Regions from separate parts of the Homo sapiens genome. Here region 1 is linked to region 2. Evidence: chromatin contacts called from ENCODE Hi-C data. All regions are on one chromosome and are shown on one strand. Each heading gives the region's core, a stretch centred on a gene start or an enhancer-like site at or near the end of the contact. The rest is flanking DNA. Distances are from core to core; before and after follow the strand shown.

Region 1 (5,143 bases), core at 2,484-4,983, 460 kb after region 2:
ACGGAGTTCTCCAGCGGACTTCTTCCTTTCTTGCCTTTCCGTTTTTTTTTTTTTTTTTAATTTTTAATTTTCCCGTTCCACCCAGACCCCTCTGGGGCGCGAGGAAGGTCCCCAGGCTGCGGGTCCCGCGCCGGCCCGGCCGCGCTTCTAAGGCAGGACTGCCGCGTGTCGGTCACGGTGTCGCGTATTCTCCGCGGGACGGACGTGTCTTCAGGTCCAACCCGCCCGGTGGGAAGCGCAGACACTGATTTTCCAGAAAAAGTCCTCCTTCCGTTTCCCGCACTGGTAGGAAAGCTGGGGAGAGAGAAGGAGTCTCACCGTCCTGGACCAGTCGGAACCACAGAGGCCGCTCCGGGTCCGGGGGCGACTTCCGAGTGGGGGAAGGAGGCCGGAGGGCGCGCGGCCGAGCCCAGACCCAGCAGAGCGCGCGGCCGCCCGCTCCCAGGTTTCCCTCCATCTCGGCCCCGGCCGCCTCTGAGGTTCTGGACCAAGCCCAGTGCCCGCTGCCCGCAGAAGGCCTCACTCTGGAGCCGGCGGGGAGGGCGGGGACGCGGCTGTCCAGAGCTCCGTGCCCGCCCCGGGAGTTCGAAGGGTGCTGGGGCCGAGGGGAAGGCTCTGGTCGGCGGCGTCAGCGGCAGCTCCCAGACGACCTAGGACTGCAAAGGGCCCAGGACGGGGGGCGGGGCGGAGACAGGAGGCGGGGCGGAGGCATGGGGGCGGAGACATGAAGGGGCGGGGCTGGGGCGGGGCTGAGGCAGGAGGGGCGGGGCTGAGGCAGGAGGGGCGGGGCTGAGGCAGGAGGGGCGGGGCAGAGCCTGAGACACCCCGCCCCGCCCCCCACCTCCACCTCGAGCCCGCCCCTCTCCCAGGCTCCTGCTCCAGGGCGAACCCGGGGGTCCTCTCCCATGGCTCTGTGGGGGACCCCGGGGAGGTCGCCCTGGCACGGGACACTGTCGCGGGGTAGGACCCGAGAGGGTCTGGGGCGGTCAGGCTTCATCCTGAGCACCGCCCGGGTGCAGGGAGCGCTGGGTGCTGGGTAAGCGCGCGCCTGCGGGAGAGGCGGAGGCGGGGGCGGGGGCGGGGGCGGCAGGGAGCCCCTGGGCACCCACGGCGGGCGAGGCGGCGGCTTCCACTCCCAGGGAGCGGGGGTTTCGCGCAGGGGACGGCGCCCGGCTTGAAATTTAGGAAATTCCGGTGTCCCGCCCGCGCAAGAGGCGCTGGAGCATTTCCAGGTCGTTATAGGGCCCGGCCGCGTGGGGACCCCGGGGCAGATGCGCACCAAGCCTGGGACGCGCCTCCCAGGCCCTGCCCGAGAAACCCTTGCATGCGTGGGCACACACACAGAGATACACACAACACTCCATATGGACACACACACACACACAGATACACATAACACTCCATATGGACACCCACACACACTCCACATAGACACACACAACACTCCACATAGACACACACATAGATACACACCACTCCACATAAGACACACACACAGATACATACCACTCCGCATAGGCACACACACACATACACAGGTACACACAACACTCCATATGGACACACACACAGAGATACATACTACACATAGACACACACCATGCACAAACCACACACACATGCAACACTCCACAGACATACACACAGATACACAGATACACCACGCCACATAGACACACCATCACACCACACACACAAAACACATCACATAGAGACACACACCACACACATACAAGATGCCACATAGATACACCACACACAAACCACACACACACACCTCATAGACACACAAACCATGCACACTATGCACAAACCACACACACGCATACATACCCACAACACACCACATACACACCATGCATACCACACCCACACTCCACATAGACACACAAACCACGCACACATACATACACACAACACACCATATGCACAAATCACGCACCAGCCACACACACAACAGGCCACATAGACACACACAACACGCACACCACACACACAAAACACTCCACATCGACACACAACTCACGCACAAACCACACACACACAACATGCCACATAGGCACACACACCACGCACACCACACACACACAAAACACTCCATGTCGACACACAAATCACACACAAACCACACACACAAAACACTCCACATAGACACACATACCATGCACACCACCCACACACAAAAAAACACACCACATAGACGTGTTAGGTAGTTAGACACACATCAGCAGCTGGGAGAGGGTAAAAAGGAGAACAGAGAAGCTGTCATTAAGCCCCTGGCCCACCTAAGTTCAGCCCCGAGCCCGCCCTAACTCCACCATGAGGGACGGAGTTTGAAGTGAAACCTGTGGCCAGCATGTCCTGTGGAAGGGGAAACCAGGGCACAGGTAGAAATCCCTAGAGCAGCATGTGCCCAGTGACCTAAAACTGTAATAACATTTACATGTGGCCCCCCCACACTGGGCTTTTCTTAATGAATTATGGGTAAAAATATGCACAGTTTAATTTTAGCTGTGTCACCATAAGCTGCCAAATGACATCAGCCTGTCACTCAGCCCAAACCTCAGCTACTTCTCACACCCCACAGAAGCACCTTGAGCTCTGTAACCAGGTGCTGATGTCACTTCTCAGAAATCAGCCTGCACACCCTCTGAGACAGTATTACTGGAAATTTCAATCAACCTTGTTTTAAGCTTACATTTTGGTGTTTGCAGTTCTTTGCTCACTGTCACAAGAACCCAGATTGCTGGTTCAGAGCTCTGGCTCTGTGGATCTTGTCGGTTAAAAAATCCATCCGAACACAGAATTCTCGGTAACACACACACAATACACCAGGTGGACATACAACACACACATGCACAAGGATGTTCACGATGACAGTGCTTGAAATAGAGGAAAACAATGCGTCCACATTTCCGTCAGTCAACCGTGGCCCGCCTATGGCCACCCGTCCATAGGGTCTGGATGAGGTCAAACGGGGGCCCCGTCAACAGCACAAGAAAATCATCAGCCAATTTTGCTTGGGAACAAGGGTGCAAAAATCTAAACTTACAGAAATCACTACACAAATCTGACAGTGATTTAAAGATAACACCCGGTGATCAGATAGGAGTGCAGGAGTGCAGAGCGGGCTGACAGGGAAACCTGCGCCTGTTGAGGCAGGAAAATTGGGTCTGGAGGCAGGGAGCATAAGGCAGTTCACACTTCAGCTACCACAGGAAATATCCTCTCCATAGGGCATGGGCCAAGTAAATGACTTTGTAACTTCACTTCATCCTCTCCAGTTACATAGGGTGTACCCCCAAGAAGCCCCATGGCGCCATCACTCCACGGCCCCATCACCCCACGGCCCCGTCGCCCCACGGCCTCGTCGCCCCACAGCCCCGTCGCCCCACGGTCCCATCACCCCATGGCCCCGTCATTTCAGCACTGGCGGCTGCTCTGCCCTGGGATGCGCCTGTCACGTGCAGTGATTTAAACATCAGTGAGGTGATTGATTCAAATACTGCGTACTCTTGCTAGTATTTTCCTTGCATGCTGATATGGTTTGGCTGTGTCCCCACCTAAATCCCAACTTGAATTGTATCTCCCAGAATTCCCACGTGTTGTGGGAGGGACCCAGGGGGAGGTAATTGAATCACGGGGACCGGTCTTTCCTGTGCTATTCTCGCCAGAGTGAATAAATCTCACGAGATCTGATGGGCCTATCAGGGGTTTCTGCTTTTGCTTCTTCCTCATTTTCTCTTGCTGCCGCCATGATTCTGAGGCCTCCCCAGCCATGTGGAACTGTAAGTCCAATTAAACCTTTTTTTCTTCCCAATCTCGGGTATGTCTTTGTCAGCGGCATGAAAAGGGACTAATACACATGCTTTATTGGTGACCAGGAGATGTTTTAAATTTTTCTATATGATTGTGGATTTCTCTTCTTCTTTCTTGGACTCTGCAACTTTGTTTTCTGTAGTTTGAGGCTGGCATCTTCCCGTGGGCTGGGCCCCATGCCACCAGCTGACCCTGGTCTGCTGAGCTCCTTGCCCGTGGTTCCTCTGCTTGGTGTTAATGCAGCCACCCCAGCTTTCCAGACCTCCCTTTCCATTTATCTTTCTGTGGCCTTACATTGAGGGTGTGTCTCCTGCAGGATCCAGTGTATCTTTATCTTTGAATTGAACTTTCTGGTTCTTTTGTTTTGATTCCATTATCTGCGTTTGAATTCTGGCATTATGAATTGTTTTCTGTTTTTCCTACTTGTTCCCTGTTCCTTCTTCTCCTCGTGGCTTCGATTATTTTTTATTCCATGTTTATCCTCTCTTAGCCTGCCAGTTATGAATTACTGTTCATTCAGTAGTTATCCATGTTAAAGTCCAGTGTAAATTCTTCCTGCTATCTCTTACCAGACCACCAAAGATTTACATCACCCCTTTATTCCATCCCACCCTTTGTTCTGTTGTTCTTATGTATTTTAACTCTACTTGCATGTCAAACTCTGGAAATCACTATTGTTATTATTTTCTTTTTCATTTTTTCGGGTCTTGCTCTGTCACCCAGGCTGGAGTGCAGTGGCACCGTCACAGGTCACTGCAGTCTCCAACTCCCAGGCTCTACCAATCCTCCCACCTCAGCCTCCCCAGTAGCCAGTACTACAGGCATACACAACCATGCAGTCTAATTTTTTAAAATTTTTGGTAGAGACAGCGTCTTGCTGTGTTGCCCAGGCTGGTCTCAAACTCCTGGGCTCAAGTGATCCTCCTGCCTCTGCCTCCTAAAGTGCTGAAATTGCAGGTGTGAGCCCCCGTGCCGGACACATTATCATTATTTTCTACCATGTATGCGTCTCTTTATTCACTTCCCTTTCCCGGGTCTGCGTTCCTTCCTTTATCCCCAAGCTCCCACCCCACCCTGGGGGGTCATTTCCTTTCCACCCTAAGAGCCCCTCATCATGGGTGCCGGTCTCTGGGTGGTCACTCCCCGGCCCGTCCGGGGTCACCTCCCTCCCACTCCCCTGCCTGCCTGGGGCCACCTCCCTCCACTCCACTGCTCATCCAGGGTCACCTTCCTCCACTCCCTTGCCTGCCTGGGGTCACCTCCCTCCCACTCCCCTGCCTGCCTGGGGTCACCTCCCTCCCACTCCCCTGCCTGCCTGGGGCCA
Region 2 (5,243 bases), core at 1,899-4,398:
TCACAGGTGGGAGGTTTGGAAGGTAGCCTCCAATCTCCTCTGAGGACTGCAGCAGCGACCGGGGCAGCAGGAACGCATTGTGATGGCCTGGCCAAGTCTGCATAGCGAGAGTCGAGCCACTTTCACGCGCACCTTATCCCACACTTCACCTCCTTCCTCCAGGTTCCCACTCAGAAACCCGCTCACCCCTGGACACACCTCCCAGAGACTTCTCTTTGGAACTCTGCAATGGAGAAACCCATTGCAGACTTCCCCTTCTTTTGGATATCAGTTTGCTTTTCAGGAAGAAAATTTTAATACTCCATATTGAGGTTTTATAATTATATTAGCATGTTGAAACATTTTCTCTAATGGCTTGCTGGTTGAAAACGCTTTCACACAGAGCAGAAACTAGATGGAGATACTGTTTCACAACCTCTGCTTCAGAAGCAGAGGTGGCCTGTAGCTTCCAAACCCGGGCAGAGCACGTGCAGGGATGGTGCGTCTCTGTATCTGGACTCACATTCACATGTGTGCATGTGTAGGGGTGTGTGCATATTGAATTGTAAAAAAGATGAGTACGTGTGAGATTCTGCCTGAGACTCCAGTCCTCAGTGTGTGGCCTGGTGCCGCTGATGCCGAGATGTTGGGCTGGCAGCGATCTGCCTCCGTCTGTCACAGGTGCCTCTACCTGCTGCAGGCAGACGGACGGAGACGTGATGGATTGCGCATATCCCCTTTACAGATTCGGAAGAGTACATTTAAAATAACTTAAATTTGTATTTAGAAGACTTTTCATGGAGAGTATTTATTGTTATAGAGTTCACTTCTGAAATGGTGACAAAGCTTTTGATACTGAATCAAACAAGTGTGAAGTTACCGAATCTCTCTGTTACACAGAGTGGAGCCTTTCAGGCTGGCATGGAGAGCTTAAGGGGCAACTGAAGGAGACACACTGGCCAAGCGCGGAGTTCTGCTTACTTCAGTCCTGCTGAGATACTCTCTCAGTCCGCTCGCACCGAAGGAAGCTGCCTTGGGATCAGAGCAGACATAAAGCTAGAAAAATTTCAAGGTGAGTAAAAACCTGTAAAGATCTGATCAAATCTGACTGGTAGAAATGCCTTTTTCTTGATATAAACCGCTTAATTAAGCCTTTTGGCTTGCCTTTGAAAGATGCTTTATTGAATACTTCCCGGCACAGATGATCTGTTACTGTTGGTTGATTTCTAATCTTACTGCAGCCTTAGCTCACCCATGAGTCCCTCCTGCTTGTTCTGGGGTGGTGCCTGCTGCCCTCCAGTGGCATGTGTGGCACCTGCTGCCCTCCAGTGGCATGTGTGGCACTTGCTGCCCTCTTTGGGGTCAGTTCACCATTTATTGAGTCAGTGCTTCATGCCGGGCACTAGACTTGGTGAAAGCCTTTTACCATCAATTATTATTTTCTTAGGAGTAATTAAAAGAAAATTTTCCTGTAATCCCAGCACATTGGGAGGCTGAGGCAGGCAGATTACTTGAGGCCAGGAGTTTGAGACCAGCCTGGCCAACGTGACGAAACCCCATCTCTACCAAAAATACAAAAATTAGCCAGGTGTGATGGTGCACGCTTGTAGTCCCAGCCTCGGGAGACTGAGGCAGGAGAATCGCTTGAACCCGGGAGGCAGAGGCTGCAGTGAGCTGAGATCATGCCGTTGCATTCCAGCCTGGGTGACAGAGCAAGACTCTTTCTCAAAAAAAAAAAGAAGAACATTTCTTTAGTACTTATTTTTGGCGACTATCTCATGATTCAGCGTCTGCTTTTGAGAGAAGTTGTGACAAATACTAAAATCCCAGTAAAATTAGTATGGTGTCAGATTAATTTACTTATGAGCAGCTGAGTGACTAACTCAGGAAGTCCAGTTGTACATTTCCAGGGAAGCTTTTTCATGGGTTCAGATGAGATGAGGGGAAAGAGAAGGTGTCAGAGGGCTGCTGCTGGCTGGAGGAACGCAGGTGTGCTCCTGTGTCCATTTGCTCTGTGGATACTGACGAGCGCCCACTGGGCCTCAGATGCCCTCTGGGCATGGCAGGGACCAGGCGCTCGCTTGGCAGCTCTCATGTGAGCCGCTCACTGGACACAGCCGTGCTCCCGCCTGGGAGTTCGGGATGGCATGCAGAGCTGTGGGGAGGGAGCGGTCACCAGGGCGTGAGTGTGGACAGATGGGAGTGGCTGGTGCAGAGCCATAGGTAGGGGGCGGTCACCAGGGCGTGAGCGTGGATGGATGAGAGTGGCTGGGAGCCTAGGGGGGACGCCGTCTTTGGGGAGTAGAGACACACCCATGTCTGACTACTGGGTTTTGAGTTTGTGCCAGCAAAGGTCCTGCTTGCCATTTCTGTCTGTAAATGTCAGGAATTTCAGGTAACTGGTTCCCTAGCGAGACCTTTAAAGGAGGCTTTATCTTCAACCGATGCTTTTTTTGGGGGGGTACACAGGCAGTCCAAGTATGGGAAGGTCAAAATCAGGTCACCTTTATCATGGCTTGTGCTGTGGGATGGGATTTTATTTTCAGCCACAGCGCTTCTTCTAGCTTAATTAGTGATAGGAAATCAGCTTCTCTGTAACCAGAGGTTATTGAAAGAATGAGGATCCCAGAGTTGGAATGAGTCTGAAAGAGACGTTGTGGTTTAATATTGCTAAGTTAAGTGTCGATTTGTGACTACCTATTTTTAACATGCCACAGAAGTAAAACATTGCATTAATTATGCCATATATGTGAAATAGCAAGTATTTTTATATAATATAACTGTGCATTGGAGAAATGAATTATTTATAATCCTTTGCACCAATAAATTGTTCTTAAAAGCATAGAAAAAATAATCAGGCCAGAAGGAGATATCTAAAGCATGTGCTGAGAAAGCAAAACTGAAGAGCTGGAAATTATAAAATATTACGACATGATGAGTCATATCTCCTCCTCCTGATTCTGTGTTACTAAATGCTAGCTGCGAATAGAAATCGTGTATTTCCTTTCTTTCATAAAATAAGAGCTAATTTCGGCAGCAAACAGTTTGGCGTGTTATTCTTTTCCCTTTTCAGGGTGGTTTAAATAAAAATAAATAAACATGAAAGATTTTGGCTGGAACATCTTTGGAAGCACGGCCGTCCTCAGCCTCACTGCACTGTCTGGTTTCCCTCTGAGCCTCCCTCCCGGGTCCTGCCTTAGTGCTGTCTGTGCCGTGTAGCCACAGGTCGCACTGCAGGGCTGTGGGGAGTTATTTTTAGTTTCAGGCAGACTCACTGTTTTTGCCTTTCTTTTTGCTTGAAAAGACTGAAGTTATTTCTTGTGTTTTTATACATGAGATTATCTTCTGAGGCTGGAACATCTTGGGGGGATACAATAGATAGAATTCCTATAGTAATTCCCCTGCGCAAGAGGAATTGCTGAGGAGGGCTTCGGGAAACCTTGACTCTTGTTGAAGCCTGGAAAGCTTTCTCAGTCTTTCTCATTGCCACCCCACACCACATCTTCTTTTTGTAACAAATATTTATTAACTCATCTTTTTATTTTAAAATGAAGTTCACAGAAGATATTACCTTATATAATTATAGCCATATAATGTTAAAAAGCAGTGTCATGCTGAAATGTAATATAAAGAGAAACTGAAGATACATAATAAAATAGTTTTCTATGCCACTGTATGGACATTTAGGCACTGCTGCTTTCACTCGGATCACTGAGTGGTGTGGGCCTGTCAGTGCAGGCAGATGTGGGGTAGGTACTGAGCTGGTGACCTGAAAACCATAAGCAATAGAGCTGAGTGGCATTACTTTCTGAAATGGTCAAACCTGAAGGAAGCAGTGTTCAGTCTTCCCTGTCTCTAGGTAGTCTCTGTATTTCTGGAACATTGAGTGTATGTTAAAAGTATAGAAAAATGCATTGTGTCAATCCAAAACTCAGCTGGGCTGGGCTTAGAGAATTATGAGCAGCCTTTCCACCTGCATGGAAGTCCTTTTGTGCAGGACAGTTCCTTGTTTCCGGGGTGGCCCTGCTCCCTCCAGGAGGTTTAGGAGTGCCCATGTCACCATGATGCCTACGCCACTTCTCATGTTGCTACCTGTTGCTACCACCGGGCATCGCTGCCGCCTCCTGCTCTGTGCACAGTGTGGTGTGGCCGCCTGACCGACTGGTCAGGAACTAAAGTTCTCTCGAAGCCTTGACTGAAAGGAGAAGTGAGGAGGGGCATGGAGCCCAGTGCCAAGAGGCAGCTGCGTCTTTAGGGGCTGGCACTTTTCAGAGGGGCTCTTGGGGCCAGAAGGAAAGAGCCGTCATTCAAGGCTTACACAGCGTGGAGGTGCCCTCCCTGGGGTGTCCTGTGTGCTGACCTCTGTCCTGGTGCCTGGCGGTGTCCTGGCGCAGAGCTCCGCAAGCCTCTGCGGGGCTCTTCTCTGTGTGGAGGTTCTCGAGATGGGCAGTCCGGGTGGATGGTCAGGCCAATGAGGGCCTTCGAATGAAGCACATTATTGTAAGGATGCTAATTCTGGATCCTCAGATATTGTGACAAAAACTTGACATTTTTCTTCCTTCAAAGTAATTTATTGACTAAAATAACCAACTGAGCAAAGGTGATGTTTTAGTATCTAAATATTCCAAAAGATTACTGAAATTTTAAAGTAAAAATTTGGCCAAGAACGAGAAGTCTCTGAATGTGCTTTTCTGGCATGACCCCTGTCACCAGGAAGCTGTCAGTGTGGTGTTGGGCCTGATTGATTCGCATCAGCTCAGGTGGCGTCCTATTGGAAGGTCGGCAGTGGGAGAGCAGCTGGCCAGGTCAGAGGATTCATTTCTGTCTGAAGCTTTGTGAGGAACTAAGATGGCTTTTCCAGTAGCCTCTGTCATTCCAGAGAGTTTTAAGATTGCTTTTATTTGTTCTTCTACCCTGGAACTAGGAAGCCAGACCCAAGAAATGTATCCACACCAGGTTTTGCCCATAGTTTTTAAAAATGTTGAATTTCTTTAACTTGAGGCCCTCACAATTTTCTGGGCCCCCATAAGTTATAGAACAGGGACCAGGCCTGCTACCTTGTGGGGGCTGGGTGGGCACTGGCTCCCCAGGGCACAGATCCTTCCTGTGGGTGGGCTTAGGGGATGTGAGGGATTCACTTTCAGATGTGACACTCCAGATGTGGGGTTGGTGGCACATTTTTTTTGTCCGGTTACATCCAAGTAAAAAGGAGGACAAATTCTTACTGAACCTATGCAGTAAACTCCATTGTCAGGAAGAGTAAA

Evidence for each region. A loop is a pair of places that touch in the nucleus more often than their neighbours do. Pooled maps may share reads with other maps.
Region 1: a loop to region 2 is called in a map with no recorded cell type, with 2.3 times the contacts of the local background. The contact joins the promoter of LINC01694 here to the enhancer-like site in region 2. A Hi-C loop is called at or near these places in 6 of 168 maps with a recorded cell type or tissue (B cell, Calu3, HCT116 and 3 more), 8 of 37 single-sample maps with no recorded cell type and 13 of 50 pooled maps.

What each region holds. Positions count from the first base shown.
Region 1 is chr21:45,589,921-45,595,063 of GRCh38, forward strand. It overlaps LINC01694 (long intergenic non-protein coding RNA 1694), which reads left to right and starts at 3,734. Exons shown (of 2, transcript NR_146912.1): 1 at 3,734-3,788. LOC107985485 (a long non-coding RNA gene) reads right to left here. Exons shown (of 2, transcript XR_001755092.2): 2 at 1-294. RefSeq lists an enhancer at 1-220 and silencers at 492-561, 602-751, 762-1,251.
Region 2 is chr21:45,127,523-45,132,765 of GRCh38, forward strand. It overlaps ADARB1 (adenosine deaminase RNA specific B1), which reads left to right. Exons shown (of 11, transcript NM_001112.4): 2 at 880-1,051. Among named protein-coding and RNA genes, the nearest start is that of ADARB1, 56 kb to the left of the region's middle. Within about 2 kb of position 3,149, at least 19 of the 41 ENCODE cell types and tissues checked have a DNase peak (open chromatin) inside an H3K27ac peak, as active enhancers do; they include endothelial cell of umbilical vein and heart left ventricle, where a contact is called at or near this core.